Regions from separate parts of the Homo sapiens genome. Here region 2 is linked to region 1. The links are chromatin loops, found by intact Hi-C in ENCODE. Cell type or tissue: heart right ventricle. All regions are shown on one strand. Links, peaks and the distances in the headings refer to the core of each region. The heading gives the core; the rest is flanking DNA.

Region 1 (15,875 bases), core at 5,122-13,121:
CACTATACCAGGTGCTGGGTAGGCAGCATGAGCAAGTCTGAGTCTGTGCCCGCAGGAAGCTTGGAGTCTGGTGTTTGGAGAGAGAGCACACCAGATACATCAACTTTGCAGTAAGGCAGACGGTGATACATGGAGGAGGCAGTGGGTCAGGACTGAGGAGCTTATGTGTTAGCTGTCTGTTTCCTCTTGCTACTAGAATGTGAACTTCACGAGGGCCAGGACCTCCCAGGTCTTGCTGGCTTCTCTATCTGCAGGGCCGGGTGGGTCATAGAGCATAGAGAAGCCTCTCCACTGGCAGCCATGTGGTTGTTGTCACCTTCCTGCTCTTCCTGGAGTCCTGGGCTGGGATCTGCCAGATCCCCTGGGCCTGGAATGAGGCCTCCCAGCCAGTCCCCGAGACAGGGAACAGAAATAGTAACAGCTCTCATTTAATAAGCACTTGCGTTGTGTCTGAATCTTGTTCTAAGTGCCTTAAATGCATCTCTCTCATGGAAGGCACCATCTTTATTATCTCCATTTTACAGTGGAGGAAACTGAGGCTCAGGGAGGCAAAATCACTTGCCTGAGAGCCCACCCACATAGCCACCACTCCCCACTGGCAAGCTTGGCCCAGCCTGCTGTCCAGATGCAGAAATGAAGGCAAGAATCAGAGCTGGAGCAGGAAGCAGCGGCCAGGAGAGGCCAGAAAGAGGGGACTTTTCTGAGCAACACATCCCAGGGGTGACCGGGAAGTGGAGAATCCTCCCCATCACCCAGGAACAAACCAACACACTAGGGGCTGGGCCAGGAGACAGGGAGGAAGGAAGGGCCATTCATCCCAATGGGGAGCAAGGAGAGAAAACCATTTCACCATGGGCTGTTCTACTCACCAGCCTTGTTCAGACCAAAAGGATGCTTTCCCCAAATTGGGGTGGATTTTGAACTAGGTTTAAAGGCAGCTCATCCCAACTGCTGAATGGGCAGCTCAGTCATGTTCACTGATCGTTAGCTCAGTGATAATTAGTAACTGGGGAAGGGGGCTAAGACTAAGAACAATTCTGTCCTTTCTGAGTGTGTCCAGACCCCATCTCTAGCAAATCCAAAATTTCTTAAAATTATGTTTTAAATGAAAATCCATCTCCAAGGAGTACATGTGAAGCAGAGAGATGGATCTTGGCACCAATGGCCTCGTGCTCACCTACTGCCATCCACACCACCCCTCCAGGGTGTCATGATGGGGGCTCAGCGCTGCCAGGGCTCCGGACATGGCCGGATCTGCTTTGGGAATTGCCTTCTGAGTCATTGCTGAGTCCCACAAGGAAGTCCATCTAATTATGTGCTAGTCTGACCTTATATTTGTCAACCCGGCTTCTAGTTCATAATATCCATCATTGGGATGACGGGATCAGGAGAAAACAGTATCCTTTTGCAGCAGGAAAGAGTCAGGTTAGACCCCAAAGTGCACTTCCCAGTCAAAATGGCTGGGCCAGCGCCAGCCCCTGAGTGAGACTGTGCCATCCATTTCTCAGAAGCTCCTTTCTTGTTCTTCAGCTCCTCTGGGGATTGGAACTGTATCTCACCACTCGGCTGTAGATTTATTAGTCCCCAGGAAGGATTCATCATATCCCAGAGCCTGAAGCCACTGTTTTGGTTTAATGTATGTTGGGTTTGCACCTCTGCTCTTGAGAGCAGGCAGTTCGAGGTTTGTCTTCTGCCTCCAGTCCCAGAGGCTGGCATGATGCCCACATACAGCAGGTGCTCAACAAGTGCTCTGGTTTGCTGGAGATTTTCAGGATAGTAGAGGCCTGTTAGTCCATTGAGGGTGGCAGCGATGGAGGGAAGAGCCACACAACAGGACTTTTGCACCTTTATCCCTCTTCATCCTCCCGGCAGCCCTGCGTGGTAGGCATAAGCAGCTCTGTTTCACAAAAGACGAAACTGGGGCACCAAAGAACTCACCTGAACCTTTACAATCTTAGATCTCACAACAGTGGTCCAAGACGGGGGACTCTCCTTTCTGGAATCACTTGTGAGGGAAACTCCAGATTCAACCTCTAAGAACAGGCTCCATTGCTTGGCTTCAGTCCTGTCTGGTGGCAGGGGCTGGACCAGATGAAAAATAAGAATACAAATAGCTGACATTTCTCAAGCAGAGATCATGTGCTGAGCACTGTTCTGAACATTCTGACACTAACGCTTTTGACCCCTCAAGGACGGCAGGCATCACCTCCATTCTACAGTCAAGGAAAGAGAAGCGTGGAGTTAAAGGCTTGAGTTCATACGGCAAGTGAACAGTGGAGCAGGGGAGGGTTGGAGCGCAGCAGTCTTAGGCGAGAACACATGCTCCTTTCTGCCTGCCCTCCAGCTCTCTGGAAAACGTGCTTTACGTGAAGGCCCAGAGAAGCCAAGCAGGCAATCTGATGTCACACAGCAAGGCTGTGGTCCTCCTGGTTTAGAGCATAGGTCTCTGGCTTTACTTGCTGTGGGAGCAAGAGGAAAACAGGTTGGATGTGTCCATGCCAGGCACTGTGCTTGGCACTTTCTTTACACATCGCATTTGATCCTGACAACAGTCCTATAAGGTAGACATGCACCTGTGGTCCCAGCTATTTGGGAAACTGAGGTGGGAGGATTCCTTGAGCCTGGGAGGTTGAGGCTGCAGTGAGCCAAGACTGCACCACTGCACTCCAGTCTGGCCCACAGAGCAAGACCCCATCTCAAAAAAAAAAAAAAAAAAAAGGAAAGAAAGGAGCTTCTGTGAATGGGATGGCACAGCATCACTCAGAGGCTGGTGCTGGACCAGCCATTTTGACTGGGAAGTGCACTTTGGGATCTAATATATATCCGTATAATCCCTGTAATATGGAAGAGAAAACAAAAAGGTTGATATGCCTGTTCCCAGCAGCTCAGCAGCCTGGCTCTCCGCCGCTGAACTCAGGCTCCCGCCAGTGCTGCAGCTGGCCCTGTCTCCCCATCCCAGGGCACTCTCCCTTCTTCCCTCACTCCTCCTAAATTCTTCAGACTAATTTATGGATGGCAGGCAGAGCGGGTTCCAAGTCTGAGATAATGAAGGCACGGTATTAGGAGAAGGCAGGAGAAGGAAGAGAGGGGCGGGGCTGTAAATACTAATTGTTGTATCAGGAGGTTGCTTTTTATTTCCTTACTGAAGGGAAGGCTATGTTTAATTAACTCTGCCTGTGTGCTGGGGATGGGGCCTGATTGAAAATGAGTTACTGGGCCTCTGTGACAAGGCGGAGGGCACAAACTCTGAGGCAGAAAGTCCCAAAGGCTCTGAGCTATCTGTTCCCAAAAACCCTGCCACGGCCCCCTCACACCCCTCCTGCAGCCTGCAGGTGTCCAGGCCTCTGCTTGAGCCCCTCTCCCTTCCAGGGACGCCCTTTCCCGTTTCCTCTGGCCAGCACCAACCTATCCACTCACCTGCCCTCAGGCTGGCATTATTTGGGGACAAGAAACTGGAGGCCACGCTAGCTTCACTTAAGTCCAGGGAATTTGATTGTCAAGCTGTAGGTTGCCCATGAACCCCAGAAGCTGGAAGAATGGCTGGGCCTCTAGAACTCAGAAATGGTAAGGAATCAGAGGCAAAGCAGGTGCATTCCCTCTTTTCCCCCAACCCCTGGCCTCTGCCCTACTCTCCTTCTCTCCTTGGTGCTAGCTCCTCTCTGACCCTCCAGTCTGAGGCCACCACAACTCCCGCTCTCTGGTTATGTGGGTTTAAATTCTTGGGTCTGATCGCAGTCTCATTGGTCAGACGCGCACCCGGGTCCCATCAGCCAGGGCTAGCACAGTCATGTGACTGTCCCTTGAGAGTCAAGCATGGGGCTGGTTCCCTGGGGTAGAAGTGAGAGGACAGGATGGCATTGATGAGCAGAAAAGGAAGGACAGGGGTGGTCTCAGGATTCAAGGCCCACCTCCAAGCTCTCTCTTTCATAAGTGTCCCGCTCCTGGACTCCCCTTTTGGAGTTAGTTATGCTTCCACTGTGTTTTCACTACCCCTTTTACCATGTACCAGCTGTGTGACCTTGGGTAAGTTACTCGCCCTCTCTGTGCCTCAGTTTCCGCATCTGTAAAATGATGGAAATAACAGTACTCACCTCATGAGGTTGTTGTGAGAAACTCTTAAGGCAAAGAGGCAAAGCATTTGGCACATCCCCTGGGAGTACAGTAAGCACGTAGATATGTGAACTCTAATTATTGTTGTGAGTACTGTTTCATCTTTAACAGCATTTTGGGTGTCATTTGGAATCACTTTCTTATGTGTGTGTCTCACCTACTACCTGAGTGCTCCTCCCTGGAGACACTCGGCGATACTCCTCTAGCCATTTGCCTGTGAACCTGCACCTGCCCCAGCACCTGGCATGAGGTCATTCTCAGTCAATGCCTGATGGGCGAATGATACTGACAACCACTTCTGTTTGCTGAGCACCTACTATGTGCCAAGGCAGGAAGACCAGAGATGGAGTGCCCCCGGGGAACAGGGCCCCTGATACACATTTGCTGAACAAATCCAGAAGCAGGTGCTTTACAAACCTTTATGTAATTCCCACCACTGCCTTGAGAAATAAGAACTTCTGTGTCCATTTTAGAGAAGGGGAGATTCACTGTCCTCGGTGAGTCTCAGGGGGCCCAGAGTCACCAGCCATCGAGGGGACAGGCAGGACCCAGGATTGTTGACTCTGCTTGTTGAACTCCCGGCTGTGCTGGCTTCACAATGAGGCTGGAAACAGGGTTTAAGGTCTGAAAGCCCCAGACTGAGTGGGGTGGGAGATGGGTGGTCAGAGGGTCTCCACCCACCCGAGACAGTCCAGGAAGGGGTTATGGGTGGGGACGCCCAGTCCAGGCAGATGGCAAAATCACTGTATCCTCCAGAGATTCAATTCAGGTACCAGCTCCAGGAGCAGGTGTGCTTGTGTGCACACACACCTGGGGATGCCTCTGTGTGTGAATGTGTGCAGAAGCATTTCTGTGCATGTTCTCTTTATGGCTCCCTGACAGTGCCAGTATATGTGACGTGCTTGCCTTTTCTTGTCAAATTATTCAAGGCATGCAAATCTTGAAGCCTCCTCATCCCTTAGTTCCAAACTGAAATTCAGGATCCTAATCCCAGCATTGCCGTGACCTTGCTGTGTGACCCAGGGTAGGTGCCTTCCCCTCTCTGAGTCTCTGTGTAACAGCGGAGTTGAGTGAAAATATGAAAATATTTTTTTAAGTCTTTCAGCTCAGGATAGTGGAGAGACCTCAGGTCTGAGCCAAGTGCCTTGTTTTGCCCCTCCATGCAGAAAAGGCCTGCCCCCCTCCCCCCTCTGTGGGGAGAAGACGGAGGGGACAGGGGCCTGCGCTATTTTTATCCCAGATTAGGAGCCTCTTGCCAGTCGCTAGGCCCGCTGACCCCACACTTGCTCCTCTGAAGGGCGCGCGAACTGCTTAATCAGACCGCTCTCGGCACAACTGATTAATAGAGGTTCCTGCTTTTAAAAAAAGAAAGAAAGAAAGGAAATGCTTCTGTAAATCAGCTGTTTATTTAACTTTCCCTGGCATTTAATGATTGCGAAGCTTGGGAGAGAAGGAGAGATGGAAAATTAATTTGAGTCTCGCCAGAAAAGCCAGTCAGGGAAATAATGAACTTCCCAAGTCTTATGGGGAACAGAGACAGAGGAGATGCCAGGAGGAGACAGAGCCCCTGAGCCTCCATGCTGTGGGCTGGAGCTGGGCTCTGCTGAGTGGCAGACAGGCAGCCCATCCTCCCTGAGCTGCTGTCAGATAGGGAGGGTGAGAGTCAGGCAGGGTTTTCAGCTTCTTTCAATATGCAAAGCCTCGTCAATTTCCCCCCAATCTTGTTAAAATGGAGGAAAGCAGAAGCACAGCAAGGAAGAGCCAAGAAATTGCAGATAATAACAATTGCTGGATGTTTTTGTGTTTGTGTGCTCAGATACCCAGCAGAACTCCTCCCCAAACACACACCTCCCCACAAGATGGTGGCATCGGGATGGAGAGGAAATGGGACTAAGAGATGTACAACTCCAGAGTTAAAAAGTTAGTAGCACCTCGAAGGTCATCTACCTTGAGTTCCTTCTTCTACAAACATGGAAACAAAGACCCAGAGGGAGGCAAGAGTTTGCCCAAGACTACATATTGGGCATGGAACAGAGCCAGAGCTCAAGCCCAAACTTCAGTTCCTGGTCTGGCTATCTCTCCACCAGAGGCTGTGTAGAAGATAATTCCATTGGCTGTAAATGACATAAGGGATGAGGGTGATTCCAGCAAAAATCCCATGGCTGATTCTCATTGGAACATCTTGGCTCACATGCCATTCTGGAACCAATCATGTAGCCAGGAGAATGGACTCTACTGATAGGCTAGACATGGTTCAGGTGACCCAGCCTTCCTGCCAAGGCCAGGGTCAGGTGACCTCAGCACCCCTGCTGAAACCACATGCCTCAGCCACATGGTAGGCTGACACTCCTGCCTGGGCCTTGCACTCTCCCACCTCTGAGTCTGTGTCTACATTGTCCTGTCTTCCTGGGTATTCTGAGATACTGCAAAGCCCAGTTGAAATACCACCTCCTACAGGAAGCCTTCTGTGACCACCTGGTCCCAAGTGTCGTCTCTCTTCTAATCTCCTGTTGGTCCTTCTAAGATGCCACCACCCACTTTGGCTGTGTGTTTTAGTTAGCTAGGCATGTGCCTTGTCCCACTCACAGACTCCTGGAGGGCAGGGACTTTGTCTTATTTATCTCCCTTGCCCAGGGCTCAGCACTGGCACACAGTAAGATGGATGTATGATGGAAGGTTGGATGGATGAATGGATGGATGGATGGATGGATGGATGGATGGATGGATGGATAGATGGATGGATGAATGAACAAATGAATGAATCAGAGCTCATATGGATGATTCAGAAATCAGACACAACAACCTCTACACAGGTATCCACAGTCCTCTTTGATAATAAAATGACAACTGGTCCTGCCGAGATGTTCTTCCTAGTATCTGACTTAAACACTTCCTGCTTTTTTTTTGGTGGGGCTCTATAGAGACAGTCCTCCCCACTCTCCCCATAAAAGTCTTCCTTTCCAGCTCTGCTCTGACTTCTTCCCTCGCAAGCCAAATCCCTCACTTCAGGACTCAGCACGCACAGGCTGTTGCAATGTCTTCTTCCAGGGGTAGCGGGATCCAGCCAGCAACAGCTTCACTGGGTGGGTGTGTTCTCAGGAGAGACCTGGAGGCTGGTGCCTGGAAAATGCCACCGCCTCTCCCTGGCTCCTCCTGGCAAGCCCATCTCTGCACCCCTCCCTTCCCTTTCAGCAGCCTGTCAGAGGCTGATGGCTGATGAATGGGAAGCTCTCGCCCTCTCTTCCCTACCCAACATCACCACCACATCCTCCACTCTGGCCCCTCCTGGCTCTGGGTAGTGGTGAAGCTATTCCTAATAAGTTGGCACTCAGCCTGGCTTTTGCCACTCAAGGGAAGGCAGCTCCTTGCATGCTGTGCCAGGATGCTGATAAAGGAAAAGAACCATCTCCCTGCACAGCGGGCATCAGGGAGGAGCTATCCTCCAAGCCTGGCACTCAGAGTGTCCTCATCTGGACCCCAGTGCTAAGCTGCCCCTCCATATCTCAGGCTCTCCTGAGATCAGAAGCACCCAATGCCTCTGTCTTCCTGAGTTCTTCCCCGGGAGCCAGGAAACGTGGGAGCCAGAGAGGTTCTTAAGGATCTTCCTGTACAAATGTCTCATTTATAAGATGGAAGGCCAAGGCTGGGGTGAAGAAGGAAATGTTCTCAAGGAGGCAGATTTGCTCCAAATGCAGACGAAAACTGTCAGGACCATCTGGAGATGGAGTCAGAAATTCTGTTGGTGCAGCCGCCCTGGGACCCCACTCTGAATATCATGAGCTCCCCAATGACATTGCCAGCTCCAAAATGGCATAAATGTGCTTGTTTCTCTCAGCGTCGTAATGCTGATGCTTGGCATTGTGCCTGGCATATAGTAGGTGCTCAATAAATGTTTTCTGAATGGATGGTTATAGAACAAACTTCATTTATTAAGCAATAGCCAATATGGATTTAATCCTAGGTAAATTCTTGGTCCCCTTTTCGAGCAGCTGCAGAACCCCTGGGATGGCCTCTGGCGCCCTCTAGAGATCTGGAGAACTTGTGTTAGAAACACTGGTCTTGCCCACATGGATCATTCATCCATCCATTCATTCAGTCCACAGATCTTTACTGAGCACCTCCTATGTGCCAGGTACTGTTCTCAGTGCTGGGGATACAGCAGCAAACAAAAATGTGTTGTAGAAATTATCAGGTATGGGCCAGGCGCGGTGGCTCATGCCTGTGATCCCAGAACTTTGGGAGGCTGAGGCGGGCAGATCACAAGGTCAGGAGATCGAGACCATCCTGGCTAACACGGTGAAACCCTGTCTCTACTAAAAATACAAAAAAAGTGGCCTGGCGTGGTTGTGGGCACCTGTAGTCCCAGCTACTCAGGAGGCTGAGGCAGGAGAATGGCGTGAACCCGGGAGGCGGAGCTTGCAGTGAGCTGAGATCGCGCCACTGCACTCCAGCCTGGGCGACAGAGCGAGACACCATATCAAAAAAAAAAAAAATTATCAGGTATGATGCTAGATTCTCACAATAAGCAAACAAACAAAGAAATATATAAGGTAAGGGAGACAAATGCTTTAAAGAATAGGGAGTGACGGGGGTGCTAGTTTAGTTAGGGTGGTCAGGGAAGTCTTCTTCACCGAGGTGACATGTAAAGAGATTTGAAGGAAGCAAGGGAATAAGCCATGCAGATACTGGGGGAGACCATTCCAGAGGGAGGGCTGCAAGGTCCTGGTATGTTCCAGGAAGTTAGAGAAGGTTCATGCAGCTAAGGTGGAATCAGCAAGCAGGGAAGTAGCAAGACACAAAGTCAAAGAGCTGGAGAGGGGCCAGATAGACCCTACAGAGGCTAGAGGAGCCCAGGAAGGACCCTAGATGTTATCCTGAGTATAGCACAATCATTCGAGCACCTACTTTGTGCCAGGCAATGTCCCTTACTGCTATTTTGTGGCTCTGTGACAGTTGCCCTCTGTCAAGATCTCTAGGGCTGAATGGACCAATGGGTTATGAGAGAGAAGAGTGTGTGTGGCCATAGCTCAGCCACAAGCTCACCATGTGGTTGTGCCCCCCATGTTTAACTTGACCTCATAAATGCAAGGAGAACAGAAAGGGGTGGGGTGTCACCAACATGCATCAAGCACCCATCATGTGCCAGGCACCTCCCACATCATCTTACCTGCCCCAGTAAGCATGGCTGCCCTCCATTTAGAGAGGGTCTGGATGGTGCAGGTACCCCTCATCGGGAAGAGTTTCACCGCTACTCGGAGCCAGGAGGGGACAGGGTGAGGGAAGTGGTGGTGATGTTGGGTGGGAGGAGGAAATGACACCTTCCTGTCCATCAGCCTCCAATGGGCTGCTGGAAAGACAGGGAGGGGTGCAGAGATGGGCTTGCCAAGAGGAGCCAGGGGAGAGGTGTTGGCATTTCCCAGGCATCAGCCTCCAGGCCTCTCCTGGGAAACATACCCACTCAGTGGGGCTGGATCCCTCCTCTTCCGGAAGAAGCCATTCCAGCAGCCTGTGTGTGCTAAGTCCCAGGGAAATGAGAGACTTGGCTCCAGGAAGGAGGAAGTCAGAGTGTATCCCAAAAGGTCACCCGGCTGCCAGGATTCAAGCCCACGTCTACCTGGAGCCAAAGCCGAGGATGCTCCATAAAGCAGCAGGCATCCTCCAGCAGCCTCCCCAGTTCCCTCCCAACTACTGAATGGAAGGAAGGTTCTGCTCTCCCAGTTGGCACTGAGCAGGCTACTCTCACCTGCAAGAGAATTACTTTAAACTCAGGAAATGCAAACCAGTTTTGGCATCCATCAAAATAAAAGTTCCCTTCCCCCAGAAATAAAGGACATAATCTCTTAGGCCGCCTTGAGGTGCTTGCATTTTGAAATAGGAACTTGGTGAAGGCATGGCTCTGGAATGGCAGACTCCAAGCACATTGGCAGTGGATGAGCGATGGAAATATTTCGGGCAGGGGCCCTTCCCAGCAGCCATCATTCACACCATACAGGCTGCCGCCTACTCCATTTGTACATAAGGCTGGGTTTGTGCATATGTGGGTTCCTGCAAACAGTTTTTAAAAAGCTCTCATCTCAGGGAAAGTCTATTCATAGACTCTTAGAGCTGGAGGATCCTTAGAGAGCATCCTAGTCCAATCCTTCTGTTTCCCAATGGGGAAACCGAGGAAGCTCCTCATCGAAGGTCACACAACTGCGTTCAGGAGCAGAGCCAGGATCAGAACCGTTTGGCTGACTCTTGGCCAAGATCTCTCCCCACAACATCACATTGTTTAATTCACCCCCAGAGTCAGACAGACTGGGTGTGATGTTCCGCTCTGCTACTCCTTAGCTGCGTGGCCTTTGCTAAATACTTGAACCTCTCTGGCCATAGACTTCAAAATGATGGTGCCTGCATCGTCTGCTTAAGTGAGATGTGTGCTTGGCCCTGAGCAAGTACTCAAGACTAAAGTATCTATCATCCTCATGTCTCAGGACCTCATTTCCACTTCTTGACCTCCTGTGACTCAGAGAGCATCACCTCCTGCTCCCAGCAAACACAAGCCCCTCCTGGAGCAAAAGAGCAGCACGGGACAGGAAGCAAGGCTGGGGCTTCCCTTTCCCTTCTACCCTATGGCTCCACTGTGCTGGACCAACCCAGAACGTCCTACAGTGGGGGACAGGAGGGGTGGAGGAGAGAAAGAACTGGGTGGATTTTTCCCCAAGCCCTGCAATGCAGACCTCTCAGGGGAAGGCAGAGGACCAGGCAGCAATACAGGGTCAGATAGGAACAGGACAAACATTCATCTCAAAGGCAGGCACAGCCTCAGCACCTGCTGCCATGGTGATAAGAGGCAGGGGATGGGGTTTTGGGAAGCAGATAATGAAGGAATAATGGAGAGCGGAGACACTCAGGGTTCAAGGACTCCACTCACTCCAGCCAACTTTCAGATCCTCAGCGGTGTCTTGTGGGTGGCCAGCCAGGAAAGCTTGCCCCATGGGTGGACACAGGACAGAGGGTGCCATCTGCTGGCCCCAGGGACTCATGGCCTCCATCCCCAGAGGACCAGCACAGACCCAAAGCCTGCCAGAGCCTGGCAAGTCTTGGGAGAACAAACTCCTTTGCTTTGCAGATAAGAAAAGGGTGCCCCAGAGCATGGGAGGAGGACCCTCTCCTATCTCCACCCCTCAAGTACATGCACTGGTAAGGACGGACCCAGGACTCTTAAGTTCTCTCTCTCTCGCTCCTTCAGTCTTTTCTCCATGGCTCCTGTGGGCAATCTTGATTAGACACAGACATCATCGCTGGATGATGAACATTTGGGGCCCAGTTCTGGGGGACGCTTATCTTGTCAAGGGGCTTGGAGGATGAGCAGTTGAAATCGTTTCTGTGATTCGTTGTCCTTTGGAGGAAAAATCTTTCTTGAGATGGAGAATGGGAGCTGTCCCTGGTGCTGACTCCTCTCAATGTCCCGTCTAGGTGGCTGTCTGGGCTTGATCTACTTGTGTAACATTCATGGAAGTCCTTTAATGCCAGAACAACTTCTCCTGCCATTTCAAATCTTCTGGGTCAACTCCAATTAAGTGAAGTTGATGGCAGATAACATTTGGGCCAGATGCGATGGCTCACCCCTGTAATCCCAGCAATTTGGGAGGCTGAGGTGGGAGGATCACTTGAGGGCAGGAGTTTGAGACCAGCCTAGGCAACATGACAAGACCCCATCTCTACAAAAATTCAAAGAAAAAAAAACATAAAATTAACCAGGCATGGTGGCATGCGCTTGTAGTCTTAGCTATTCAGGAGTCTGAGGCGGGAGAATTTCTTGAGTCCAGGAGTTCGAGGCTGCAGTGAACTATGAATGGACCACTGCACCCAGCCTGAGTGACACAGCAAGACCCTGTCTCTAAAAAATTAATAAAAGTAAATATTTTAACAAAACTTTCTACCAAACATTACCATCAAGGCAAACATTTATTGAGCAGTTACTATGAATCAGGCAACACTCCAAGGGCTGGATATGTCATGATTTATTACGCTGACAATAGTTGTATGATATAGGTACCATTGTTAAATTCTCAGTTTCAGGTTAGGAAACTGAGGCACAGTGAGGCTGAATAACTTACTCAAGGTCATGCAGCTAGTAAGTGGTAGAGCCGAGGTACACACTAGGCAGTCTGTATCCAGAGTGCCCTTACTTACTTGATGTCATCACACTTCTTCCATCCCCTTGCAATCACGTAATGCAACTGAAGGACAAATGTAAATGATTTTGTATTATCTGCTGCTTTGCATGATTAGCGACATGGCTCCCTTCCATAAGTGCAAAAACCAGGAGCTGGCTGGTGAAGACAAGGGCTCACGTCCTTCCTCTAGAGAAGGCTTTACTGGGGTCAGAGGGAAGCCCAGAAACAGGGGAGAAATTCCCCAGGCACTTAGTAACCACATCCAATTGTCAGGTTGGGTCTGAAGGCAAGAGATCAGGACCCTGGGGACAAAAGATGCAGCCAACAGGAAGTGGGGTCAGGAACAGCAGAGCCAGGAGAAGCAGACCTGGGTCCCAGAGTGGTCAGGGTAGGACTGACCTAGAGGAGACTTCCGAAAGCCTCTGGGCTAAGCTCTGTGATGTGCTACCCAGGCAATCCTTCAGGAATGAAAGACTGGAGAGACTGGGCACCCAGCTACTGGGAGGGCTACCAACTCACAGATCCTAATTGCCAGCCCCCTTCGAGGATTGCCTCAGCTGGAGAAAGTCACCACACCCAAGTCTTGCTCACTCCCCAGGGAGACCCACACCTAGCCCTCACCCCCAACTTGGGCAGACTCTGAAGAGCCCTTCAAACTCTGGCTAGCCAAGTGCCATTGGCCAAGATCATTTTGGGACTCTGTTCCAGCTCAAATTCTCCCTCTGCCCAGTTCTGTTTCCATCCTCTCCCTTCCATGGGTGGTGTTTCCAAAAGGCTTCCTAATAAACATCCTGCATGCTGAGCTCCAACTCACAGTCTCCTTCCCATAGTTCCCAACTCGCAACAGTCTTAAATGCCCAAATTTACTTAGCGGAGATGCCCAGCCAGCCTATCCACTGGCCAAGTATGTACTGGCACTTTAGGTGAGCTACATATTGCCAAGTTGATTTTCCGTGTAGGAAAAAGAGCATAGAGAAGGTTTTGCAACAGCATTACTGAAGAGGAAAAATGTCTCCTCCTGCACCCAGACCATCCAAGTAGAACACCTCATTGGGGAAGGGAATGACAGGGTGGGCAAGAGGTGGAAGACAGTGCCAGTGTGAGTGGGGGATCTGGGCCAAACCCTTCCATGTTCATGAAGGAGACCTGTGGAAGTGACACAATGGTATGAAGCAGGTCATGCATGTAGAGGAAAATAGAATTAAAGTTGGCATTTGCACAATGTGCCCAACCCTAGTTGGCAGTGGAAATCCTGCTTGCATCCCACTTACTTTTACGTCCTGCTCACCATGCCATCATGAGGCTAGTGCACCCACTTTGCACTGTGTTTCTAGTGCACATATTTTGCATATAAAGGTATAGAGATCCAGTCGCCCACCTGGACAGGGATAGACCTGAGTAGATCTAGAAACCAGGATTTCATACCAAGTTTCCCAGCTGCAGAATCCAAGTTCTCCCACACCAGGCTGAAGGAGTGGAAAGGCCAAGACAAGAAAGGAAAAAGCAAACAGAAGAGCAAAGAAAGCAATTCAGATGGTGGTAGAGACAACAGCCAGCACTAACTCCAGGAGCTGCTCAGCCATCTCTGTGGCCAGCGTGGCCAGAGGGTGGCAGCGGGGAAGGAGACACAGGTGTCTTTATTTCCCAAAGCCAAAGCTCCATGAGGAATTTCAAAATTCTCTCTGCTGCCCTGGCTGGGACTCACCACTGACAAATGGAGAACAAATGAGACTGTTTAGCCAGTAATTAAGCAATAATGGCCTGCTCAGAGGTCTCCACCAGGCAGCAACCAGCCCAAGAAAGGAGCTAAAAGTTCCATAGAGGATCCAGGGGAGGAAGAGCCATTTATCAGATTATTAGAGTGAGAGCGACTCATTAACCTCACGCCAGGCTCTGAGCCTTCCTTTCACTGAGCAGACAGAGGGAGGCCTTGGCATCTCTGGGTTCTCATATGGGGGAAGGCCAGCCTCCTCACTCAGCCTCCTTCTTGGATCTGACTCAAGGCAGGAGACACCCCAGACACCAGAGCATCTCCCAGCCCCCAGCCCTTACCCGGGGGCTCAGAGCAGAGATTTAAGTGAGGTAGTGCTGCCTACCTTCAAGTTCACATCTATGGCTACAGACACACTCCAAATGGCCCTGTGATGTCCTGGTGTGGACTGAAATCAATTCTACAAAGAGATACTAACATCCCTAATGGTGGTGATAATAATAATAATAATAGTAGCAACTGCCACTCATTATATGCTTACTATGTGATTTGTACTCTGCTGAGCTGTTCATGTGAAAACATTGCAAACGGGTTCTACTATTATCCTATATTGCAGTAGAGGAAACACAGATGAGGCTCAGAGAAGCTGAGTAACATTCTCCAAGGTCATCCCACTCTTCTGAGGTTGTACCAGGTCTCAAACTTGCATCTGACTCCAAAATTCATGTCTCAACCACCATGCCACCCAGGGTCTGCTCTGAAGACACTCAAGAAAGTCCCTAACATGAAGCTTCCTACAAGAAAAGGTTGTTTCTAGCTAAAGGAATCAGTACAAACTTCCTGGAAGAGGGGTATTCCAAGAGGACCTTGAAGAATGAGTTCGATTCATAGGCAAAGGTGAGAGGCGATCGAATGTGTGAGACTCGGGGGGTAGGGGCGGGTTCTGAACGGCTTCATGTCAAGATTTGCCCTAGAGGTTCTTTGAAATGTTAACTAGAGTTGCAAATGAAAAAAATAAAAGTCCTGGAGTTAAATTTATTTGGAGAAAGTAAGATTGAACAACATTAAATCCGTTTGCTTATTCTGGGACTTTCTCAAGGAGTGGCTGTTTGCTTATCCACACACTGTTTTAGGAAATGACCAAGCCCTCCCCCATTCTTCTGTGCCCTGGAGAGCCCTGGCTGGAAGAGTATGCAGGGTTCTTGTAAACATGTGCATTTGTAGGAGCATAAACCTTCAGCTCTGAGGGCAGTTTGTATTGAGCAAGGGAAGCAGAACGGAGAATCCTGGCAGAGCGAAGCTGCACCGTGGAAGGAGTGACCTCCAGAGGCGGAAGGAGGGTCCAGGGTCAGGGTCAGAAGGAGAGCAGGGTGAGGGTCAGACCTGTAAACCCAGAAAATCTGGGACAGATTTCAGTTAATTTAGAGAGCTTATTTTGCCAAGGTTGAGGACACACACATGTGACAAAGTCTCAGGAAGTCCTGACTACATGTGCCCAAGGTGGTAGGGGCACAGCTTGGTTTTATACATTTTAGGGAGACATGTGACACCAATCAATATATGTAAGAAGTACATTGGTTCTGTCCAGAAAGGCGGGGACAAGCAAGGAGGGGGCTTCCAGGTCACAGATAAGTGAGAGACAAATGGCTGCATTCTTTCGAGTTTCTGATTAGCCTCTCCAAAGGAGGCGATCCGATATGCATCTATCTCAGTGAGCAGAGAGGTGACTTTGAATAGAATGGGAGACAGGTTTGCTCTGAGCAGTTTCCAGCTTGAATTTTCCTTTTAGTTTCGTGATTTTGGGGGCCCAAGATATTTTCCTTTCTCAGATGGGAAGCCTGTTTGAAAAGCCCTTCTGCTGGAAAGAGGGCAGAACTGGAGCACCCAGAGAC
Region 2 (15,875 bases), core at 3,131-11,130, 310 kb before region 1:
ATCCCTCCAACCCCTAACAGGGTATTTATGGCCTTCAATGGGACCTAACAGAAAGAGCTGAACTTTGTAGTCAGAGAGTTGGGTTTTGAAGTTTGACTCAACCACTATCTAGCAGCAGGACTTTGAGCAAGTTGCTTAACCTCACCTAACCTCAGTCTCCCTGACTCTAGTCCTTCTACCTCCTTCTCTCAAGGCTCTCTGAGGTCTCTGATATCCCCAGAATCTTCACTTATGGGTGCATACTGGGAGAGGAGCCTCGAGGGGCAGGCAGGGGCCAGACAATGCAAAGTCCTGTATGGCAACACCAGGGATATTTGTCTGTATCCTAAGAACCATGGAAAGGCATCACTGATGTGTTTAAAGCAGTGTGGCATGGACAGAGATGCTTTGTATAAGGCCATAAGTTGTGGAGTGGACTTCTGAACCCTATAAAATTCGTTCACATCCTCCCCCTCCTCTCAACTCCCAGGTGTCCCCTGGCCTCACCTTTGAATGTTCACTCAAGGGTGGGGCACTTTCTCTGGACATTTACAGCCACACATGTCTGCTTCTCAGAACAGTCACATAACCCTACTCCTGGGGAATCTGGAACTTTCTGATGCCTGATTTCCACAGAAGCCCCATACTCAACCCCAACTAGCCAGGTTGGCTGGACACTCTGCTTCTTACCCCTTGTCATGATATCATGGCTGCGCAGCTGAGCTTGAGGCAGCACAGAATTCCAGAGCTGAAACAAATAGGGTCAATAGCTCTGGGTGCACTGGGCCCAGGATTACTTCCTACTGCAGTTTTGACAGGTGGCCATGCCATTTGCTTAGACATTTCCAGGGTTAGGAAGTCCACCAGTCCTTAAGACAGCCCATCCATGGTTGAAAAGCTCCAACTGTGGGAAAGTTATTAACCTCATCAACTACAAGTTTACCTCTGTGACCCTCAGGGCCACATAAGATATCCATCCATGCATACATCTATCCATCCATCCAACCATCCATCCTCTAAGCTATGTGCTCAGCATCATGCTAGACACTCAGGAGAGAAAGACAAACAGGACACCTGGTCACTGCCAGCAAAGGGTTTGCATTCTGGGAGAGAGACATTCAACTATTACAGTTCATCTCCTACTATGAGCTCTCAGCAAGCAGACACCTGTCTTTCTCTGTCAAAGCGGTGACCACAATTTGAAAGAAGCATTTATTTGACAGTCTTTCATGTAATACCTGTTTCCTCCCGCTTAACTACAAGCTCCACAAAAGACAGGGCTACCTTGTTTTGCGTATTTGTTTTGGGTTTCTTTGTTTTTGTTTTTGAGACAGGGTCTCTTTCTGTCCTCCAGGCTGGAGTGCAGCGGTGCAATCACAGCTCACTGCAGCTTTGACCTCCTGGGCTCAATCCATCCTCCCACCTCAGCCTCTTGAGTAGCTGGGACTACAGGTGTAAGCACCACCATGCCTGGTTAATTTTTCTGTGTTTTTATAGAGATGGGGTTTTGTCAGGTTGCCCAGGATGTTCTTGAACTTCTGGGGTCAAGCGATCTATCCTTCTCAGCTTTCCAAAGTGCTGGGATTACAGGCATGAGCCACAGCCTGTGTGTGCCCAGCCCATTGTTCTTATTCTGTGCTCTATTCCCAAGGCTTGGCACTAGTTGGTACTCAAGAAATATCTGCTGCAAAAATGAACACATGAGTCCAGTGTGTTGAGTCATATGGTCACGTGCTTAGTATTTTGAGAGTGTTATGAGAAGCTAACTCAGCCTGGGTCATGGCAGTTGAATGTGGAAGAAGATTGAAGGGGGAAAAATGGATGGGGAAAAGCCTCTGGTGGCGGGGAGGGGGGGCAACACTGAAGCTGGGCCTTGGAGGGCAAGTAGGAGTTGACCAGATGGAGGGGAGAAGGGCATTGCACGCAGAGACAGCACATATGCACCAGCTCGGAGGTGGGAAAGAACGTTGGCACATTCTGAGAACTGCAAATCAGCCATATGATTCGAATGGTGGGCCCATTTGGGAACGTGGTAGGAAGCAAGGCTGAAGAAATCAGTCAACAGAGGTTGAATCAAGAAGAACCTTGTATGCTGGGCCAATGACCTTGAACTTGGTCTTTCAGGTGATGAGAAGCTCTTGCGAAGTGTGGGGCAGGGAGGGGTGGTCGTGGTAAGGTCAGATATGTGTTTTAGAAAAGCACACGGCTGTGCCTGTCTGCAACGGGAAGACTGCCTGCCCTGTGGGAGCTCACACCCAACAAGGAAAATGTGGGGAGAGGAGGGGAGAAAGGATTTAGGAGGGATGGTGAGTCTGAGCTGGGAAACATCCCTCATTTCAGTCATGTTCTTTTCTTTTCACTGGTGTGCTGGAGCTGAAGTTCACCTTTAATCCTTTTCCGACAAGTTAAGTCAGCCCCTTTGTCATTTAAACCCAACAGGGCATAGGAAAGCCAGGAAGAATCTGCTGGAAATCACACTTTGGGCTTAATATACTTCCGGATTCCATGTGCTCGGAGGCCCCAACAGTAGTAGCTCAGGCCAGGACTCTCACCCCTGAGAAAGCATTGTTCAAGCCTCAGCTGGGGGGTGCCCTGACCTGGGAGGCACCCACCTCTTCCATTAGCTCTGAGTCTTCTGGGGAAAAGATAGCGGGGTGGGGAGGTTGACCGCAAGGTGGGAGAGAGGCTGCATATTCCTTAGAGACCATCTCACTGCACGCTTTTATTTTACCTATGAAGATCCTGGAGCTCAGAGAGGGGTTGTGGTTTTTTCAAGATCACACAGCAGGATGGTGTGTCCCAGGCCCTTGCTCTTTTCTTTTCTTGGTAAGTGAAGTGAGCTGAGCCATCAGTGTGTTATCCTTAGATATGCCGTGTCTTTCTCACCCATGCAGTGTGGGAGCCCATCACTGGTGGACTCTGCATGTGGTCTAACAAAACACCTGGTTATTTGGGTGTCCACTTCAGCTGTTGGCACCCCCTCTCAAGAGTTTGGAAGCCAAGAGCTCTTATCAACCCCATGTGGACCAGGGAAGTGGTCTCCTTGCCATTATCAGAAACTGATCTTAATCCCCAAGAGAAGATGGATTTGCTTGGTCAAAAACCGCTCCCCTTCAAGCCAGGGAGAACAGTGATGTGTGGCCAAAGCCAGTCTTCCCCCACCACCCTGCTTCTTATCTCCTCTTCCCGTCCAAGGGCATCTGTGCACAAATCCAGGCTGACTGAGCTGTGGTGTCTGGACGGATCCCAATCACACAGCAGCTCTTCCTGCCTAAGGTTGACTGCCTCACCTCTCACCCCCATTCCCCACTGCACTCCTTGGAAGCTCGTGGACCACTCATGGGCCATCTGGCACAACCTCGCAGCTACAGGGTCTGGTAGAGCCAACCTAAATATGGACCTTGATGACCCAAGAGTGGAGATAATGAGATGCCCTACACATTTCACACTCAGCGAACACCTGCATGCCTGCTGTTGCATTTCCTGGGTTTTTCAGTTGGGGCATGGGGGCATCACAGAGTCCTTTGAGAATATTCTGCACCTTTCTCCCACAAAAACACACACAACATATTAGGCATATTTTCTGGGGTTTGAGCACCCCCAGAAGCCCATCCACATATTTCCTAGGGACCCTGAGGCCCCCACATAGAATCCCTGGCCCAAGGATCATTCATAAATGAAGGGCTAGAGCGGGATCTTTCTTTCAAATACCAAATATATTGTTTAATTACATTGGAATCCCCTAAACTCTCTGGGAAGCCACTTTCACATTTTCAAGGAGGAGTGCAAGGCTGCTACCAGTTCCAGATTGAAAGGCTAAAGACAATGGACTTGTAATTTTATGAATGACACATAGGAGAAGCGGAAAAATAAAACTCCGCAAGAGATGCAAAGATGAATAACTAAGCTACCAGGTGCTGTCTCTCTAATTGAAGAATGTACAAAACGCTGAGAGAACACAGCAGGTGATCTCTTAATTCTGCTTTGGTGAGAGGGGTCAGAAGGCTTCACAGAGGAGAGAATGAGTAAGATTTGCCCAGGCGGAAAAGAGAAGATGAAGTAATATATGTGAAGCCTATTTCCCCTGCGCCACGGGGGACAGAAGCAGCTCGTCTGTGGGGCTTTTCGTCTGTTTTGCACAAATCTTTGTGAGATCCTTAGGGAAAGTGCAGTCAAGCCCATTGGCCAGGTGATGAAACAGAACTTAACAACTTGATGATGGGCAACTGGACGGGAAGCGCTCCCCTCGAGGGGAGTGGGCCCACCTGTCCTTCTTTATACCTTCAGACCTGTGTACAGTGCCTAGGAAGTTTTGGGAATAGTTGTCATCCAAGGCCACTGAGTTAATTAAATGGTAGAGCAGGATTTTTCTTTCAAATACCAAATGCATTTTTTAATTACACTAGAATCCCCTAAACGCTCTCGGCTGCCACTTTCACATTCTCGATGAGGAGAGCGAGGCTGCCACCAGTCCCAGATTGAAAGGCTAAGGATGGTAGGAAAAGACAGTGGGCTTGTAATTTTATGAATGACATGCAAATAGGAGTGGATTCAATAGAAGCAATTGGGTCTTCATGTTACTTGCAAAGGTTTGTTCAGATGTTCAAGCTCAAAACTCTTTACTAGACAAAATCTCAAGGCCATGTTACTGCTGATCTCAATGCACCCCTCAGCCCACTCTAGCTAGGCATTAGCCCCCACGACCTCCAAGGAATCTGCCCTTGCCCAGGTCCCCAGTGGGCTCCATATGTTACCAAGTTCATGGTCATTTCTCTGCTCTCAAGTCACTCACTGGAGTGTGAGACACAGCTAGCTGACAGCTGACTCTACTATTTCTGAAACCACTTTCTTTTCTTGGAATCCAGGACACTCCACTCCTCACCGTCTTCACATCTTGCTGGCTGTTCCTCCTCCTTCTCAGCCTCTCTGTTGGTCTACTTTTCTATCTCTAAATATTGGAGTGCCCAAGGGTCTAGCACTGGGTACCATCCATTCTCTGACAATGCCAAGTATAAGTCTCCAGGCTTCACCTCTCCCCAACATTCCAGATTTGTGGCCTCAATAGCGGCTGCAGCAGCTCCATCTCCATGTCTTAGAGGCACTCCCAGCTTAACATAGCCAACAGAGAGTGCTTGACGCCTGTCCCTGTGTAATAGTCTGTTCTTACACTGCTAATAAAGACAAACCTGGGACTGGGTAATTTATAAAAGGACAGTTTAATGAACTCACAGTTCCACATGGCTGAGGAGGCCTCACAGTCATGGTGGAAGGCAAATGAGAATCAAAGTCACATCTTACATGGTGGCAGGCAAGAGGATCTTGTGCAGGGGAACTCCCATTTATAAAACCATCAGATCTCATGAGACTTATTCACTACCAGGAGAACAGTATGGGGGAAGCTGCCCCCATGATTCAATTATCTCCACCTGGCCCCACCCTTGACACATGGAAATTATTACAATTCAAACTGAGATTTGGGTGGGGACATAGCCAAACCATATCACCTTGCAACCTGCTTCTCCTGTCCTGTCCTCCCTGTCTCATTAAATAGCACTGCTCCTGCAAACCCAGCCGAAGCCCCAAAGCAGGGAGTCATCCTGAATCCCCCCTTCTCTCATCCCTTCCACATGTTAGCAAGCCCTTAACTTCTACCTGCAAATCATAAGCAGAACATTTTTCCCTTCCATCATCTCCACTACCACCATCCTGGTAGTCAACCAAACCACTGTTGCCTCTTGCCTGAACTATTCTAACCTCCAAGTGACCCCTCTGCTGCCAGTTTCTCACCTCCTCTGCAAACCATTCTCCACCCAGAAGTGACCTTTTTAATAAAGTAAACCAGACCCTGTTACTTCTCTGCTTAAACTCAATGCTTCCTGGTGCCCTTAGAATAACTCCAGATTCAGTTTCTTACAGCACAGGGCCTGGTATGAACGGTCTCTGCCCATTTTTCCAACATCACCCCCTATTCGTTTTGTTCCAGCCACATGCACTTTCTGTTATTTGAACACACAAAGCTTTTTCCCACAGAACTGTCTTGCATTTGCTTTCCCCTCTGCCTGGATTATTCTGCCTTCTTCCCTTGGCATGGTAGGTTTCCTGTTGCCTTTGCGATCTCAGCTTAAATGTCTTTTCCTGACCACACAATCTCTTTCTATCCCACCACTCGATTTTAATTATATGCACTGCGCTTATCATTAGCTGGTATCTTCCTTATTTGTTTATCTTTTTAACTCCTCCCCCATGGTAAACTGTGTGAGCACAGGATCTTGTCTTCTTCCTTGATGAAATCCCAGTGCCTAGAACCATCCTGGTTTCATAAATATGTGTTGAATTAATGTTGGATGAGTGCATGGAACAGCTCCCTCTATCAGAGTTTCACAAACGCCATGACATGCTCCGTGGCTGGGTTGAGTGCGTCACTGTCATCTGGGGAACTCGTTAAAAGTACAAATGCCCTGAGGCTCCAGTCCTGGAAATTCAGATTCAATAACTGTAGAATGAGTCTCAGACAACAGTGTATTTTTAGTGGCCTCTGAGAAGTCTAATGAGCTGTCAGAGTCAGGTACCCCTGCCGGTTTCCAATAGAACTTCCATTAAAGATCAAGGATCAGGGCTGCAATGATTGTGATTCACACTCTGGCCTCTAGAGGGAGCTGAAGGTTTCTCCCATCACCCCATCCCCAGGAGGAGGAGCTCAGTGTGATGAGTCTGGATGGTTACAACTTAACAGCTGTGGTTAGGGGTGGAGTTTTCCTTGGGGTTGAATTAAAGGATTGTGATATGGTTTGGCTGTGCCCCCACCCAAATCTCGTCTTGAACTGTGGTTCCCAAGTTCGTGAAAGGGACTCGGTGGGAGGTGATTGGATCATGGAGATGGTTTTCCCCATGCTGTTCTCATGATAGTGAGTTCTCACAAGACATGATGGTTTTATAAGCACCTGGCATTTCCCCTGCTGGCACTTCTCCCTGCCACCATGTGAAGAAGGACGTGTTCGCTTCCCCTTCCACCATGATTGTAAGTTTCCTGAGGCCTCCCCAGCCCTGCAGAATTGTGAGTTAATTAAACCTCTTTCCTTTATAAATTACCCAGTATTAAGCAGTTCTTTATAGCAGCATAAGAACAGACGAATACAGATTACAATGGAAGTAGACCTGGGAACTTGTTCTTATTTCCTGTTTATGTGTTATTACATTTGTTGTAAAATCAACTATTGTTTGGTGGGCCCTCTCTGGCTGCCTTCTCTTCCTTCCCATGTGACTGATATGATAAGACTGAGCACTGGACATACCTCATCAGGGAGAACCTGGCTCTTTGGAAGGCCAGGGGTTGGGGAAGGAGGCCTAGACAAGGCAAGTTGGGTTGGCTCAACCCTGGCTTTTGTCTTCCTCACTCACATCCTTTTCCAGACTTATATCTGTAAGATCTGAACTCAAGATCAGAATGTGGGGTCAGAGGAGTAGCAAAGAGCAGCCAGGATGAGTGGCTGCCAAGCAAGAAGGGCCAAAGGGGTTGTCTAGACCCATCCTCTGGGACCTTGGTGCTGGTCTCTCTTGGTCACCCGAGAGTGTACCTACCTTCTTGCCCTTATGATATGGTTGGACTGTATTGTTTCCTGTCTCCTTAGGATCATCATTTTCAGTTTTGCTTCAAATAATGAAACATTGTGAAGGGCTGGGACTGAGAGAGAGCCAATGATAGTAAAGCCATTTTGAAATAGCTCCCTGTTTCAGGGAGAGCTAAAATCCATTGAAATGGCTTAACTGTGTTAAGCCACTGGGTTTCCAAGAATTGAAACCCAGTGAGTTCACCAGCATAACCATTTAAAGCGTTGTCTCTGCCCATATCCCTTGGGAATGCAGGTGGTAGGATGGAATTCAAGGAATCTAACCGTGGTGATCCTCCCCAAATACCTTCCCCTCTTATTCTATAATTTCCCTCTCTAGATCCTGTAAGCTATCAACAGACATGAAATGACAATAGCTATCATTGAATAGGTGCCACAATGAGCTGAACAATGGGGTCTTTTGGTTGCAGACATTATCTCATTTAAGCTTACAAAATACATGTTTTCATGCCCAATTTCAGGTGAAGTTTCTAAAAGGCTGAAAGGTTAGGTCACCACCCAAGGTCAAACTCACACACAGGTATTCTGATGCTCAAGTCCTCTCTCTTCCTACCTCAGCCTTCCCAGCCTCTAGTCTCAATTCCTTTTCAAATGGTCCCAAGCAACCACAAACCCTCATTGCAGAGGCATCCAGCAGAACCCAGAGGGGACGATCACCTGGCGAGGTCGCATCATCTGCACCACAAAACACACACCCAGGTATGCATCTTCCCACATGGTGAAAAAGGTGAGATAAAGGGGTACTGAAAGCAGGGATGTTATCACTGTTTGTAGATCTCCTTCTCTCTCTATCTGGCTCTCTTTTCTGTGGCCTTGTAACCTGGGCCCAGAGTGGCTCCTGGGAACAAATTGTAAAAGAAGGAGAGAAAACAAAGGAGGGATGATAAAAACTGCTGTAAAAGGTTAAACTCCCATGATTCTCTGTGGCTGTTTAATGGAGTTCCATGATATAAACAGACCTTCGGCTTTGCCTGCTGGGCAGGCGGCCTCCAACCAAATGAGTTCAGACAGTGTTTCCTAATAAGAAATGTTCCCTTTTCCTTCATACTTAACAAAGCCCCCTGAGTATCCAAAGACCCACACTCCCCACCCCCTGACCAACAGATACTATCAACATTACACAGATGCCCACATGAGACAGAAGTGGGCTACATAGCATGGTCTGTCAACAGGTGCACATTATAGCTCCATGATTTGTTAATTTAGCAAATGTTCACTGAGGTGACTCTGCTCTAGGTGTCAAGAATACAGCAGGAGAAAAGACAGTCTTTGCTCTTCAGATAGTCATGGTCCAGGGGCAGGTATTTTGACATGATGAGGTAAGCACTAGTGTAAAGACCCACACAGAGGATTCATGGAGGAGGGTGTGCCTACAGCTTTCTGGAGAAGTCAGGGAAGGCAACATGACCCGAGACACAGTCTCTTCGAATGGCCTCAGTTTCTTCATCTGGAAAATAGAATTAATCATAGTATCTACCTTTCAGTGAAAATATGAAAATGAAATGTCATCACGTATGTAAAGCACTTGATCTAGTGCTCACACATAGTAAAGGCTCAATAATGTCAGCCACTCAAATTAGTATAAGCAGCATTAATAAATAAGTCCCCAGTTACAGATGTAAATAGGAATGATTAAGTAAAGAACATTATTTATTATTCATTTTCTTGAACCAAGTCCCAACTTAAGTGCTAGGGTAGATTAGTTATTAGCTGACAGCCTCCTACTGGTGAAATATGGAATTGCACCCCTACTCTATTAGCCAAAAAAAAGCTGTCTGGAGCTTATCTATATGAGCTGTGAAGATGAAGCCTGGACACTCAAATCTGGGAGATGAACCCATGTAACAGTGGAGAAAGCAGAGGGGGATGGTGAAAAGCATCCTCAAGTTGGACAGGGCTTTAATAGACAACTACGATACTCAGCACCTTAGAGGGATGACAACTCTCTTGACATCTTTATGTTTTCAAAGAAGTGATTTGAGCATGATGACCATCTCCCTTTTTTCACCCTCCCTCACCACACACACACACACACACACACACACACACACACACACGATCTAATGATGTCAGGTTACCAAATGAGATCCATCTTACTAAAATTCATTTCAGGGCAAGTTTGCCTGGAAAACTGACTCAATGATCACTCACTGCTATTCTCTTGTCAGGTGAGCACAGTGTATTCCAGAGGCTGCAAAAGAAAATCTCAATGTTCTACAGCAGGTTATCCAGTGAAACTTCCTGCAGTGATGGGAACGTGCTATACTTCATCTGTCCAATATGGAGGCCACCAGCTATAGGTGGCTAGTGAGCACTTGAAATGTGGCTAGTCTGACTGAGGAAATGAATTTTAAAATTAATTTGATTTAATTTAAATGTTAACATCCACGTGTGACTGGTGGCTACCATATTGGACAACCCAGACCAAGGGGCTATGATTACACATACTTCCTTGAGTCTATTCTCATAGTTTTGGCATCTTATTCTACAAACGGGCTGAGCTCCTCCCCACTTGGCCAGACCATGGGGGTAAAGTGTCCAAGAGTCAGGCTCTTGCCGCTTCCTCCCAATTTCCTTCCCCTCCCTTGAGGGGTCCACAAGCAAGACCTTCCCAAATATCCAGCCAGAGGTTTTGTTAGCTCCAAGGTTAGGTGATCCCTATGGCTTCAGATAATTTCATCAGCTGCCCTGATTTACCCAAAGAATCCAATGCATTCATGATGTTTTCTGACAGCTCAGGATGATCCCTTTGCTAAGATAATGTATTTAGGACCAGAGGGGAGGCTGCTGGGCTTGACACATGTTTTGGGCCATTTTGTGCCCACTGTGCTGAGCAGGCAGTGGCGGCCTCATCACAATGCCCTGCTTCTTCCTTCTAACGGGGTTGGAGCCACAGTCCTGACTGGGCCTGTGTAATCTATTCATTTCCTTCCAAGCCGGGCTCTGTAAGCTCATTCACGGAGGATGGAGAAAGGAAGCTGGGACGGGAAGCAAACACACGTACAGAAAACAAACAGCACTCGGCAGCTCCCTGCTTGGAGGAGGGGGGCAGGCTGCGGGGAGAGGGAGATGGGGAAGGAAGCCACAGTGGGGGGTTCGTCTGGCAGGGGAGGAAGGGGTCAGAGGAGGGTCTGGCTGGAGAAGGAGACTGGAGCTCCTGTTGCTGCTGCTCCCATTCCCTCTGGAAGCCCTGCCCTGACCTTGACTCCTGGAGCCCCCATCTTGGTAGGCTCTTATCTCTCTCCCTTCAGCTGCCTCTTTGGGAAGAGAGACAATCACTAGAGAAAGCTAGAGTGGCAGAAAGCAAAAACTGGCCACACGGAGCCCTTCCCTGGAATTTCCTTCCTTCCTCTGCCCCCATCCTTCCCATCATAGGCGGGCACGTGGGCTCCCTGAGACCTGAGGACAGTAACCAGTCAGCTGAGCCACCACCTCCGTCCAGCTACAGAATTACAAGGGCCCAGGCATTTGGCTCTAGTGGGTGATTTGCATGTGATTTGCATACATCTGCATATGCCTGCTCCAGAGGCCCTCAGTCAAAGGATGTGAAATGAAATAAAATAAATTAATTAGTGCAGCCTACCATGGCCCGATATGCAGCGCCTGACAATGGTAAGAGATGCCACTGATTCTTAAAACTACCAGTGGCATCAAGGTTAGGCAGCAAGAGTGGGGGAGAGAGGAGGGTCTCCCTACCGGAGGATGGCGAAGAAAAAGGAGAGTCTCTGTCCAGCCCAGGACATGGATCCTCCTGCCCCAGTCCTGCTCACCATCTTCAAGAACATCAAGTCAAGCCATGTGGAAACCTGCTCCTGGCTTCTACACCTGGGCACAGCCTGGCACTAGCATTGCCCATAACTCCAGCAGGAGCCTCTGCAGGGAGATTTTCACCACTGTGACTATGGTAACATTCGATTTCAAACCGGAGGGAGGACAGTTGCTTCAAGAGCTTGGAAGGCAATGAGGTGCCCACTGCTATTTTCCCATCTCCAAACTTCCTTCCATTTCGCTCCATTAACTGTTCCCACTGGGTCTCCATATTTCTATCTGTCTTTCACCACCCCTCCCTCTGATCCCATCTATGGGATGGCTGAGGGAGAGATGTGGTCCCATCATCAGCAGTGAGCTGGAGTTAATTTATCCCTGTCCTTCTGCCAGGTGCTAATGAGATGCTCCCAGCCTGTGTCAGCCAAGCAGTTCCCATATCCTGTAAATACACCTCTTAGTGATTCAGTTCATGGCACTATTTAACATATGCCTTGACTTTCTCTAGGCCCACTGATCTATCCAGGATGGCACCCTTCCTTAAGGCTGGGACCCTCTAGGGTGCTGGATGTCAGGTTCACACCTGTGAAGCCCAGGCTACCTGAAGAGCTTGGGTGGAGGGCACTAGAATTAACTCTAAACAGGAGAGACTGCAATGCTGAAATAGAGAACTATGATTTTTGGTTAGAAGGAGTGCAGATCACAGCCAACAAAATAGCAACAACAAGCAAACCATGAATCAGAGACCGAAAATGCAAAGCAGAGCAGCCAAGACAGGCTGGTTCAAAGCTCACCTGGACCAAGAGCAAGAAGGAGACTGAAGAGAGCTGTTCTGAGTCAAGACTATGAACAGCACGCATGCCCCAGGGATTCCTCTAACACTGAGTTTCCATGCTCTGTGTGTAGATGTGGTGACAGCTCCAAGGAGCAGAGGAGCCAGCTCTAGATCTTGAATCACAGTTTGGTGCCCACCCCCCACCTTCCTTGCCCTCTCTTCCATGCTCCATCACTTCCTCCAGAACAGCTCCACCTAACTGTGCTATCCATCCGTTTCATTTGAAGAAAGGGCAACAAAGATTAGGAAAGCGTGGTTTCTGATCAGGGATTTGCAAACTATAGCCCATGAACCAAGTCATTCTATAGCCTGTTCTGTACAGCCAGCGAGCTAAGAACAGTTTTTACCTTTTTTAATCATTGAAAAAAAATAAAAAGAAGAAGAAATTATGACACATGAACCTTGTACAAAATTCAGACTTTGGTGCCCATGAGTAAAGTTTCATTGACACACAGCCATGCCCTTTCATTTACACACTGTCTGTGGCTGTTTTGATGCCATACCAGCAGAGTTGAGTAACTGTGACCAAGACTGAATGTTTGGCAGACAGGAGAATATTTACAATCTCAGTCGTCACCAAAAAATGTTGCCAACCCCTGTTTAGATGACAGAAGAGGAGTTCTCCCCCAGGATGGTGGTGCCTTTATCTGTGCACACTCAAGCATGCATTGGAAGAAAAGCATCACTGCCCCCTGGACCTTCTGAGCCCAGCCCCAATTCCTTTGTGGCAAAGGGATAGAAGACTGGGATGCCCCATCCAGACACAAGAAGATTTCACTCAGTGGTTGAAAAGGCCCCTTGTGCTCAAGATTCCAAGCTGTTCTTCCTGGTGCCAACACCTGGGCCCTGGGCAGGTGGGTACCTTCTCATCTCTAACCAATTCCCTTCTCAGATGGTGCCAGACACCAGGATTAGTCCTATACGTAGTCAGATTAGGTGGCAGACTATCTCTGTGATTTGATTTTGCAAAAGGCAGGAAGCCTTCCTGTTTTTCTCTCTCCCTTGCCAAAAACATTATCCGAAGCCTCATGCTCAAAATTCCACCATCAGATATCACTTGTGATTACACTGTGCCCAGGGTCCAGGGTGTTCTCAGTAACTTCTACTTTGCCTAATGGAGTTTTCCAAGCGTAGGGGCATAATAGGAGCACAAAGAAGGTGGAAACCAGATCAGTCCTGAGGGTAGAAGGGATGGCTAGTACCCAAGGAGGGTGTCAGCAGAGGGCGGGGACCCAGCAGATGCCCAGGACAACTCAGGACTGGGTCAGGGCTGAGGTCATAGCCACACCAGTGAGGGTGTCCAGAGGGCTCTGAGGACCTCACACCAGTCCTGGCCATGGGCATGAAGGGGGCAGTAGTAGTGACTTACCCGGTACCACACGATCTCCCGCATGCGCCCATCTGTCTTGAAGTTACACTTCAAAGTCACGGCGTCTCCAGCCACCACAGGGGGGAGAGGCTCAATGTTGACTGTCAGGTAGCCTACAGAAGAGAGGAGAAAGGGGTGGTAAGGGCACGAGCAGATCAGAGGGGCTGGGCTGATGAGGGCAGGGCCAGGGAGACAGCAGACAGAGGAGGGAAGTTTGGGGTCTGTAGTTGCACAACTTTGAGGGACGCTGTTCACACTGTGGTTTCTGTGAATGGTGACTGCAGGCCCAAATGGAGCCAATCACCCTCTTCTTCCCTCTCTTCAACATCTCCTTTTTGGCTGCCTCCCTGGCTCCAATGGATCCCTCCAAACCAAAAACACTTCTGCTTGGGACACATTTTTCCCTGAAGGTAGGACCTGCTGGCACCTCCAAGAACAGCCTCAATGTATTTCTATAAGATACCCCAGAGAAGGCTTCTGTGCCCCAACATCGCCCCTCCACCCCTTTTTAGAGTTGTGGCATTCATGATTCATCTATTCGGTCCTGCAGGAAATGAATGCCGAAATGTATTTACTTGGCATTTCCAAACCTATTTGAATATGGGTCGCTCAGCCACCCCTTAAGCCCCACCACCATCCTACGCAGCCAGGATCTGAGAAATACACACTGGGACATGGTGTTCTAAGTGCCCATACTCCTCCATTTCCAACCTCATAAACAAATGACTCCTGGTAAAAAGAGAGCCCTGGGAAACCACCATTGGCTTCCTTAACACCCTCCATTGGCTTTCCCACCACACATACTTTGCCACCTAAAGGGAGGGTCGGGTCCAAGCCTTGGCCATGGCAGTGGTGATATGTTAGAGAAGTCCATTATAGACCCACTATCTGGGGAGGAGTCTGAACTCATTGCAAACACCAGGTGATGCTTCCCGGACTACTACCAGCTGCCCCTGGGAGTGCCTGGAGCAGACGCTGGGACTCTTGCCCTGGTAGCCACACCTTGGGGACACTGCTCTCTCCACACCAAAGTCTAGTCTGGTGAGGCCTCTAACCCACTCCTCTGCCTCCACTAGCCCCATCCCAGAGGCCTGGACCTTCACCGCAGTTCCGAGGGGAACCTCATTCCTGGGCTGATCATCCAGGCTCATCTGATCGGCTTCCTGCCGGCTGATGTCCAGTCATTGATCTAATGGATCAATCCAGTCCGATAGTCTTAATGAGAAAACTAGCCAGGATGGGTTCGAAGATTTCAATTGTGCAGGCAAGCTGAATAGATGGAGCCCATGGGCCTGACCCCTGCCTGGAACTCAATGGTTACAACACTCCAGGAAAACAAAAAACAAAACAAAACAAGAATCGACCTGGAGAGGATCAATTTGGAAGTTGGAGTCAGAGCGGACCTGCACGGTCCAAGGCTTCAGGACCCAGCCTCCAGGGTGAGGGGCAAGGCAAGGAGCTCACTCCAGGGAGGCCTGTAACTTAGGCCAGAGGTCAAGCCCCTGGATAGCCCTGGAGCCCACTTGGTCTGACAAAGCCACAACCACAACCAACCGGTCCAACTTCCAAGATCAGAAGGACCAACCCGGATCCTCCTTTCCTCATTTACTCAACCCCAGTTCACTCCCACCTACCCTGTGCGGGCCTGGGGCCAGGATCTGGGAAGCAGAGACCCAGGCATTGCTCGGCCCTCCAGGAACAAGCAGTGAGGGTGAGACAGAGATGCCCAACACAGTCACCACTCAGGTGACCAGCCAGCCTCTAGGTAGGCGGACGGGGGCCTGTGGGTGGGCACAGAGGGAATCTGATCCAGCCTGGATGATCCCAGCCATGGGGCATGACAAACAAGGAGGCCACCTTCAGGAGGACAGACCCCACGGAAAGGGAGACCTCCGGGCAAGCCAAGCCTGAGTGTAACATTGTGATACTGGCTCACATGTGCACACCTGCTTTGTGCCAGGCACTGGGCTAAGCACTTGATATGATATGCATCTACTCACTTAATCACCAGGACACTCCTAGGAGAGAGGAACTATTATGATTCCCACTTTCTGTGAGTGAACCAAGAGGTGAAGTCCCCTGCCAGATCACACAGCTGCAAGTTACAGAGCTGGAATTCAAACCCAAACCTTCGGGCTCCATGACAACCACCACGCTATTACAGCCTCTCGGAAGAGGTGAGAGAAAGTGGCAAACACTGTACATCTGCAGCCTGCATACTTTTTTCTTCCAGCCCTAAAGATGGAGGATGGGCATTGTGGCAGGAACTGTGATAGGAGTTGAGGACCTGACCCCATGG

Evidence for each region. Peaks named below come from ENCODE experiments on the same cell type or tissue, not always from the same donor. Only the 100,000 strongest peaks of a DNase experiment are listed, where the experiment ranks them.
Region 2: it touches region 1 in a loop (2.9-fold over the local background); 12 of 110 quality-filtered maps call a loop at or near these places.

The regions. Positions count from the first base shown.
Region 1 is chr1:17,915,295-17,931,169 of GRCh38, reverse strand. No RefSeq gene overlaps it. Among named protein-coding and RNA genes, the nearest start is that of LINC01654, 140 kb to the left of the region's middle. In heart right ventricle, for the core only: CTCF peaks have their summits at 8,135 (motif pointing left) and 11,108 (motif pointing left); a DNase peak (open chromatin) is centred at 8,125; H3K27me3 peaks cover 4,832 bases.
Region 2 is chr1:18,225,712-18,241,586 of GRCh38, reverse strand. IGSF21 (immunoglobin superfamily member 21) reads right to left here. Exons shown (of 10, transcript NM_032880.5): 2 at 13,577-13,689. Among named protein-coding and RNA genes, the nearest start is that of IGSF21-AS1, 58 kb to the right of the region's middle. RefSeq lists an enhancer at 9,942-10,590. In heart right ventricle, for the core only: a CTCF peak has its summit at 6,629 (motif pointing right); no DNase peak of the experiment used is centred there; H3K27me3 peaks cover 3,648 bases.